Regions from separate parts of the Homo sapiens genome. Here region 2 is linked to region 1. Evidence: read pairs that join two places in POLR2A ChIA-PET (ENCODE). Cell type or tissue: A673. All regions are shown on one strand.

Evidence for each region. ChIA-PET counts read pairs that join two places held together with the same protein. Peaks named below come from ENCODE experiments on the same cell type or tissue, not always from the same donor. Only the 100,000 strongest peaks of a DNase experiment are listed, where the experiment ranks them.
Region 2: POLR2A ChIA-PET joins it to region 1 with 7 read pairs; 2 of 35 experiments call an interaction of 5 or more read pairs at or near these places.

The regions. Positions count from the first base shown.
Region 1 is chr12:50,713,472-50,717,471 of GRCh38, reverse strand. DIP2B (disco interacting protein 2 homolog B) reads right to left here. Exons shown (of 38, transcript NM_173602.3): 23 at 2,876-3,077. Among named protein-coding and RNA genes, the nearest start is that of ATF1, 49 kb to the left of the region's middle. In A673, no CTCF peak of the experiment used is centred here; no DNase peak of the experiment used is centred here.
Region 2 is chr12:50,442,777-50,446,776 of GRCh38, reverse strand. The region is part of intron 8 of LARP4 (La ribonucleoprotein 4); the gene reads right to left. Among named protein-coding and RNA genes, the nearest start is that of SNORD133, 12 kb to the left of the region's middle. In A673, no CTCF peak of the experiment used is centred here; no DNase peak of the experiment used is centred here; H3K27ac peaks cover 660 bases.

The DNA of each region.
Region 1 (4,000 bases):
ATGGCGTCAACCCAGGAGGCGAAGCTTGCAGTGAGCCAAGATCGCGCCACTGCACTCCAGCCTGGGCGACAGTGCGAGACTCCATCTCAAAAAAAAAAAAAAAAAAAAAAAAGCTGCAGTGAGCTGAGATCATGCCACCGCACTCCAGCCTGGGCAACAGTGTTAAGACCCTGTCTCAAAAAACAAAAACAAACGAACAAAAAACTCAGGGAAAAAAATGTCAGCAAGGCCAGGCGTGGTGGCTTGCTCCTGTAATCCTACCAGTTTGGGAGGCAGAGGGGGGCAGATCATTTGAGGACAGGAGTTTGACACCAGCCTGGCCAACATGGCAAAACCCCATCTCTACTAAAAATACAAAAATTAGCTGGGCGTAGTAGCTCACACCTGTAATCCCAGGTACTCAAGTGGTTGGATCCTGGGTGGCAGAGGTTGCAGTGAGCCAGATCACGCTACTGTACTCCAGCCTGGGCAACAGAGCAAACTCTGTCTCAAAAAAAAAAAAAAAAAAAAAAAGCAACAATTCGTAAATCTAGGATAGGCTACATGGGTGTTCCTCACTATACTATTCGTCTAACTTTTCCATAGGTTCGACACTTCAAAATAAACGGGGGAGCCCACTCCCTCTCTAGAAAAAAGTGCTAGGTTGCTCTCTTCATGGTCATCCGCCTCACGGAACTAAGAAGATGGCAAAAAGATGATAAAACAAAGCTTATTGCCAGCTAGGTTTTAAATAGGCTGATGCTATACTGGATTAATATTAAAAATCTTTTATTCTATCAAAATCTGTTGATCCTGAATATACTGAAACAGATGAGACAAAATCACTTAAATCATATAATCAATTTTCAAAGGGTAAATATTTGGGGAAGCTGGGTAAAGGGTGTAAGGAAAATCTTTGTACCATGTGGCAACTTTTTGTTTTGTTTTGTTTTGTTTTGTTTTTTGAGACAGAGTCTCGCTCAGTCGCCCAGGCTGGAGTGCAGTGGCACAATCTTGGCTCACTGCAAGCTCCGTCTCCCAGGTTCACGCCATTCTCCTGCCTCCCGGGTTCACGCCATTCTCCTGCCTCAGCCTCCCGACATGTGGCAACTTTTTTGTGTGAAATTATTTCAAAATGTAAAGTTTAAAAAATTTAAAAATAAAACAGAAAACTCAAAAAAGATAAAGTATTCCAATTGGTGAACAGTTTTAGTCTACAAAGTGTCTACTACAATTTTAAGTAAATATGCAATATTCCTCCCTAAGAAACTTCATGACAAATTATAGATATATCATGTTGGAGACAGCCTTTTAATACAGGCAGGGACTCAGAGTGTATTTATGTAAACTGTGCATTCTGGGATTTACATTATAAAATTAATAAAGGCATATTTTAAAAAGTGAATTTTGCAGTAGTTTAAAACAATAAAACTAATTCAGCAGCAGTTCCTGGATGTTCTTCTGTGTGCATTTCGTGAGTCTATGGGTCTGTGGGTCACAGAGAATGAAAGATACTGAAAGCAGTAACTCCAGGAAGCTAATTGCAGACACTGCTGTACCTGTAAATATGCCTTCTGATTTTCCAATAAAATTCTGTAAACGTCTTATGGCAAAAACTGCTAGTTATCAATTCCAGTATCCTATTCTTCTTCCTTAATAACAGAACCCCCAGTTTTTAGCTGGACACATGCCTGGAATAAAGACTATATTCTTTAGTGTGGGAGGATAATAAGTAAGAGGAAGTAATATGTGCAATTTCTAGAAAATATGTTAAAGGGAAGAGTATCCTTTCTTTACCTTTTCCTCCTACCTGCTGGCTGGGATGTAGAGGTTGGGGAGCCTAATGAGCCCTGGGGCAGTTGCTAATGATGGCTGTGGCCGATTATTTTATTTTCCCACAATCCTTCCTTTCTTTCTTGTCTTAGTTATGGCTGGATGGGATAAGTATACTTCATGGTCTCACTTGTTTAGGACAATGAAATGTTAGGACATGTGACACAAACAGAAGCTTTAAATATGCTCATGTGGCTTGGCTTGCTTTGTTGCTTCTGCCATCTGCCTTGAAAAAAATACGGCCCAGGTAGCTGCTGGTCCCATGATGAGGAGACACATGGAACAGCTCTGAACCCAACCTAAGCCTGGAGCCAAGTCAAGTCCAGTGGATCCCAGCCAAGCCAAGCAGATCCACATTCCATGAGTAAAAAGTAAATGCTTGCTACTTCAAGGCACTGAGTTTTAGGGTTATTTGTTCTGTAGCGTATCTATGACAAGAGGTGACAGACAAAACACCAGAGCAAAAAGATGGGAAGCTAGAAGAACATGATTGAGGAGTGACTATCCTAGCCTTTGGACTACCTAGCTCTGAACTTTTTTTACCTGACAAAAATATGCTTGTTTCTTGCCTGAGCTGCAATTTATGTTTTTCTGCAACCTGCAGCCAAGACTAGTCCTAACAAACACATTCTTTCTTTCTACAATAGCTCCAAAAGCATCTCAAGGATATGTTTGCCTCCGGGCTGCCTTAACACACCTTTTCCATCTTCCCTTTCTTTTTTGTTGAGACAGGGTCTGGTTCTGTCGCCCAGATTAGAGTGCAATGGCGCAATCTCGGTTTACTGCAACCTCCCAGGCTCAAGCCATCCTCTGTCAGCCTCTGAAGTAGCTGAGACTACAGGTGTGCACCACCGGGCCTGGCTAATTTTTTCCATTTTTTTTTGTAGAGACAGGATTTTACCATGTCGCCCAGGCTGTTTTCGAGCTCCTGGGCTCACACGACCCTCCCACCTTGGCCTCCCAAAGTCTTTGTAAACTAATTGTAGAGAAAGAATCACACTGAGAGAACCCAGCTTCTTGAAGTTGGAATTTTAGTGCCAGGTCTTGGAAGCCAGCATATTACCTGGTTGTTTTTGCCGGGGCTTTGGCAAGTTTGTCACACATGTATGGGGGCACATGAGGATGTTGCAAGGATGCAGTGATCCCTCCAGAAAGAGTTGTTTCGTCTGAGATATATGGATTCCTCCTAGTGGAGTTTTTGGCAATGTATTGGCTGGCACCAGAGCAAGACAATAAACCCCCACTTGATGAATGCTATCGATCGCCTAGAAAAATACAAACAAAAATACTCAGTGAGATCACTTCTATTACATTTGACATATTCCTGGTATAATCCATTATTTTACGCTACAATTTTTCTTACTCTACCCATTCTAGATCTAGAATCTGGCAGATCACTAAGATTCCATATATCTAGAGATTTAAAGATAATCATTAAGATAATACACATCTTTCAGCTGTGGCAGAGATTAAAAGAAGAGAGGTAAGATACAATCTAAATGGACAAAGGTGGATATTGACTTGCAACTCAGTATGTTCTCTTTTTAAGTTTTTATTCTTTTTAGAGACAGGGTCTCATTCTGTCAGCTGGGGTGGAATGCAATGGCACAAGCCATGACAGCCCCAAATTCCTAAGCTCAAGTGATCCTCCTGCCTCAACCTCCCAAGAAGCTGGGACTACAGGGATGCACCACTGCGTCTGGCTAATTTAAAATAATTTTTTTTCTTTTCTTTTTTTTAATTTTAAGGTTTTTGGAGAGATGGGGTCTCACTGTGCTGCCTAGGCTGGTCTTGAACTCATGGCCTCAAGTGATGCTCCCACCTTGGCCTCCCAAAGTGCTGAGATTACTGTCATACCATGCCCAGCCAATATGTTCTCTCTTAAGTGATAATGTCAAAAACCTAGAAATTTGTTTTGGTTCTTTTAATCTTTTAGCTATCAGCCAACAAAGCCTAATTAAACAGAAGTAAGGTATTTTTATTATGAACACAACAGCAGCTCTCTAAAGGAGCCCCCACTTAAGTGATTCACCATGTTACCATGCATCTCCTCTGAAAAACATCTGGGGTGAGGCCCATAGCACACCGAGCATTGGAGGCCACAAGCTACCCTGAGCGTACCTGTGCTCGCAGCCATGTAACTGCATGTTTGCTTAAAGTCAGCTGTGTTCCTACACTGTTTGACAGC
Region 2 (4,000 bases), 270 kb after region 1:
AAGGAACTAAAATCAAGTAAACAGCATTATTTTAAAAATACAGTCCACTAGGCCGGGTGTGGTGGCTCACGCCTCCAATCCCAGTACTTTGGGGGGCTGAGGCGGGCGGATCACAAGGTCAGGAATTCGAGACCAGCCTGGCCAACATAGTGAAACCCTGTCTCTACTAAAACTACAAAAATTAGCCAAGCATGGTGGCATGCGTCTGTAGTACCAGCTACTCGGGAGGCTGAGGCAGGAGAATCGCTTGAAACCCAGGAGGCAGAGGTTTTGGTGAGCCAAGATCATGCCACTGCACTCCAGCCTGGATAACAGAGCGAGACTCCGTCTATAAAAAAAAAAAAAAATATATATATATATATATATAGAGAGAGAGAGAGAGAGAGAGAGAGAGAGAGAGAGAGAGAGAGAGAGAGAGAGAGAGAGAGAGAGAGGGAGAGAGAGAGACCACTAGTCAAGAAAACAGCAATTGGTCAGGCGCGGTGGCTCACACCTGTAATCCCAGCACTTTGGGAGGCTGAGGTGGGCAGATCATGAGGTCAGGAAATCGAGACCATCCTGGCTAACATGATGAAACCCCGTCTCTACTAAAAAATACAAAAATAAATCAGCCAAGCGTGATGGCAGGCGCCTGTAGTCCCAGCTACTCAGGAGACTGAGGCAGGAGAATGGCGTGAACCCAGCAGGCGGAGCTTGCAGTGAGCCGAGTTTGTGCCACTGCACTCCAGCCTGGGCGACAGAGCGAGACTCCGTCTCAAAAAAAAAAAAAAAAAGAAAAAAGAAAAAAAGAAAACGGCAATGAAAGAAATATTTCAGGGCATGGAACTGCAGGTGAAAAAGAATCAAAAAAAGGGAGGGAAAATAAGGACTCCAAGATGACCCAGATGTCAGACTGCAGACAAAGTTTTAATACAGCTCTTACAAGTACATATATTCATGGATAACATTTATGTTTCTAATAAATTGAAATTAAGGGGAAATCACAGCAGAGAGAGAAGAAATATTTTGAAAAATGGAAACTCTAGAATACAGCATCTAAAATATTCACTGGACAGTCCTATCACATTGGGGACAGCAAAAGAAAAGTTCAGTGAACTTGAAGATGAACCCAAATCCACAGAAATGATCCAATCTGGAGAACAACAACAACAACAAAAATAGGTTGAAGAAAAATGAACAGAATCTCAGTGACATCAATCAGTCCAACATATGAAATTGGAGTACCAAAAAAAGAAAGGAGAAGAGAGGGCAGAAAAAATTTTTGGCAAGTATTTGGAAATTCCCCAAATGCAGTAAAGAATATCAACATACAGAGCCAAGAAGTTTAGTATTTCCCAAGTATAATAAGTAAAAGCATACTAGACACACCATAGCCAACCTACTGGAAACCAAAAATAAAACATCTTGACAGCAGGCAAAGAAAAAGGACACATCATATACAGGGGAAGAACCATGTGAATGATGGTGAACATCTCATCAGAAACAAGAGTCCAGAATGGTATCTTAAAAGAATGGAAAATAATTTTAGCTGTCATCCCTGCATTCTGTATCCATGGAAAATACTCATCACAAATGCTGGGCGCAGTGGCTCACGTCTATAGTCCCAACACTTTGGGAGGCCTTAGTGGGGGGATCGCTTGCCCTCAGGAGTTAAGAGACCAACCTGGATGACACAGCAAAACTCCGTCTCTACCACAAAAAAAGTAGAAAAATTAGCTGAGCATGGTGGCATGCACCTGTAGTTGCAGCTAACTCGGGCCGGGGGTGGGTGCGAGGCAAGAGGAGGCTGCAATGAATTGAGATTGTACCACTGCACTCCAGCCTGGGTGATAAAGCAAGACACTGTCTCAAAAAAGAGTGTGAAATACCAGACATTTTTAGTTAAGGAAAAACTAAGAGAATTCGTTGCTGGTTGGTACTGTAACAAACACCAATGGAAGTTCCTTAGGCTGAAAGGAACTGATACCAGTTATTTTCAGGCATAGAAATCACAATTGAAACAGAATGAAGCACTGCCTCTTAATGAAATCATCAATAAATTAGGAAATGAGTGGATAAACATTATCCACTTAATGTCCCTTTCCTCCAACGTCATCACTTCTAAATCACAGAACTTTAGAAATGAAGAGCATGGACACTACAAAGAAACAAACCAGAACCTTACAGGTTGGCCTGACATACTCAAGATACAACAGCTGGTGGCAGAAAGCACCACCAGGATTGGAGTATAGCATTCCTTGCTTCTGCACCTGTCTTTCCAGGTGTTAGGTCATTTGATTTTAATAAATGGTATAAAAGTTAATGTGAATTTTCTTGCAACTTATGTTGCTATGTGATGGCTCATCAAAAGAAGCATAAAGAAAAACTAAAATGGCAGAGAAAAACATTACTTATAATAAAATATTTGTGTTTTTACTACTATATCTGAGACCCCCAGCAAAAGCAATAGAAATAAGAAATGGGAGGTATAAGGAATAATCAAAATAGTGATTATCTGTAGACATTAAAACATTAAAAAAAATCAGTAAGACACCAAGAAGAAAAAGCAACCAAAATTATTTTAAAGTAGTAAAAATGAATTGAATTAACAATGAAATACATAATAGTTACCATAATAATGAATAATGTAGGCTAAAACAACCAGCTGTCCCCAATTTAACCAATAAATTGAACAGAATTCCATTAATTCCATTATAGATTTTGTTTGGCTGTTTGTTGGAACTAGACAAATATTCTAAAATTGTTTGAAAATGTAATGATCTAAGAAGAGCCAACACAATCCTGAAAAATAGGGTCAAGGACAAAGAACTAGCAGAAATAAATAAGGATATTATAAAATGATGATAATTAAAACAGTGATATCTGGCCAGGCAAGGTGGCTCACACCTGTAATCCCAGCACTTTGGGAGGCCGAGGTGGGTGGATCACCTGAGGTCAGGAGTTCGAGAGCAGCTTGGCAAACATGGCAAAACCCCGTCTCTACTAAAAATACAAAAATTAGCTGGGCGTGGTTGTTAGGCACCTGTAACCCCAGCTACGCCGGAGGCTGAGGCAGGAGAATCGCTTGAACCCAGGAGGTGGAGGTTGCATTGAGCTGAGATTGTGCCACTGCACTCCAGCCTGGGTGGTAAGAGTGAAACGCCATTTCAAAAATAAATAAATTAAGAAAATAAAATTAAATTAAATTAAACAGTGATATCCAGGAATGCAATCATGGTGTGGTGGCTCACATCTGTAATCTCAGCACTTTGGGAGGCTGAGATGGAAGGACTGTTTGAGTTCAAGAGTTTGAGACCAGCCTAGGCAACATAGACCCCAACTCTACCAAAAATTTAAAAATTAGCCAGGCATGATGGTGTGCACCTGTGGTCCCAGCTACTTGGGAGGCTGAGGTGGGAAGATCACTTGAGCCTGAGAGGTCGAGGCAGCAGTGAGCCGTGATCATGCCCCTGCACTCGAGCCTAGGTGACAGAGAGAAAGAAACCCCAGTCTCAAAAACAAAACAAAACAAAACAAAACAGCCATATTGGTTCAGGGAAGCAGAACTCAAAGAAAACAGAGAATCTGAAACAAATCTCATAGCTGCAGAAGTTGCAGAAGAATAGAAATGACAAAAAATTAAGTGTTGAAATAAATGTCTTTCCATATATGGGGAAAAATAGAACTAGATTCCTATCTTATACTATATATAAAATTAATTCCAGATATACCAAAGACCCACTTCTGAAATACTTTAAAACTTTAAAGCTATTAAGAAGACTCAGGAGAATATCTTTATAAAAGCCTCAAAGCAGGGAAAGATAAAAGGGAGAAGAACATCATAGACAGAGGAAGTAGAATGACAGCTAGAAAACAGCCTCATCTGTAATATGGAAACTAATAATCCCACCTACTTCACAGCAATTATGAGATTTAAATATGGTAAGTTCTTAGAACCTCTTAATAAATGTAAGTCACTGTTATCCTAGTTCTTCCACTTACTAGTTATGTGAAACTAGGT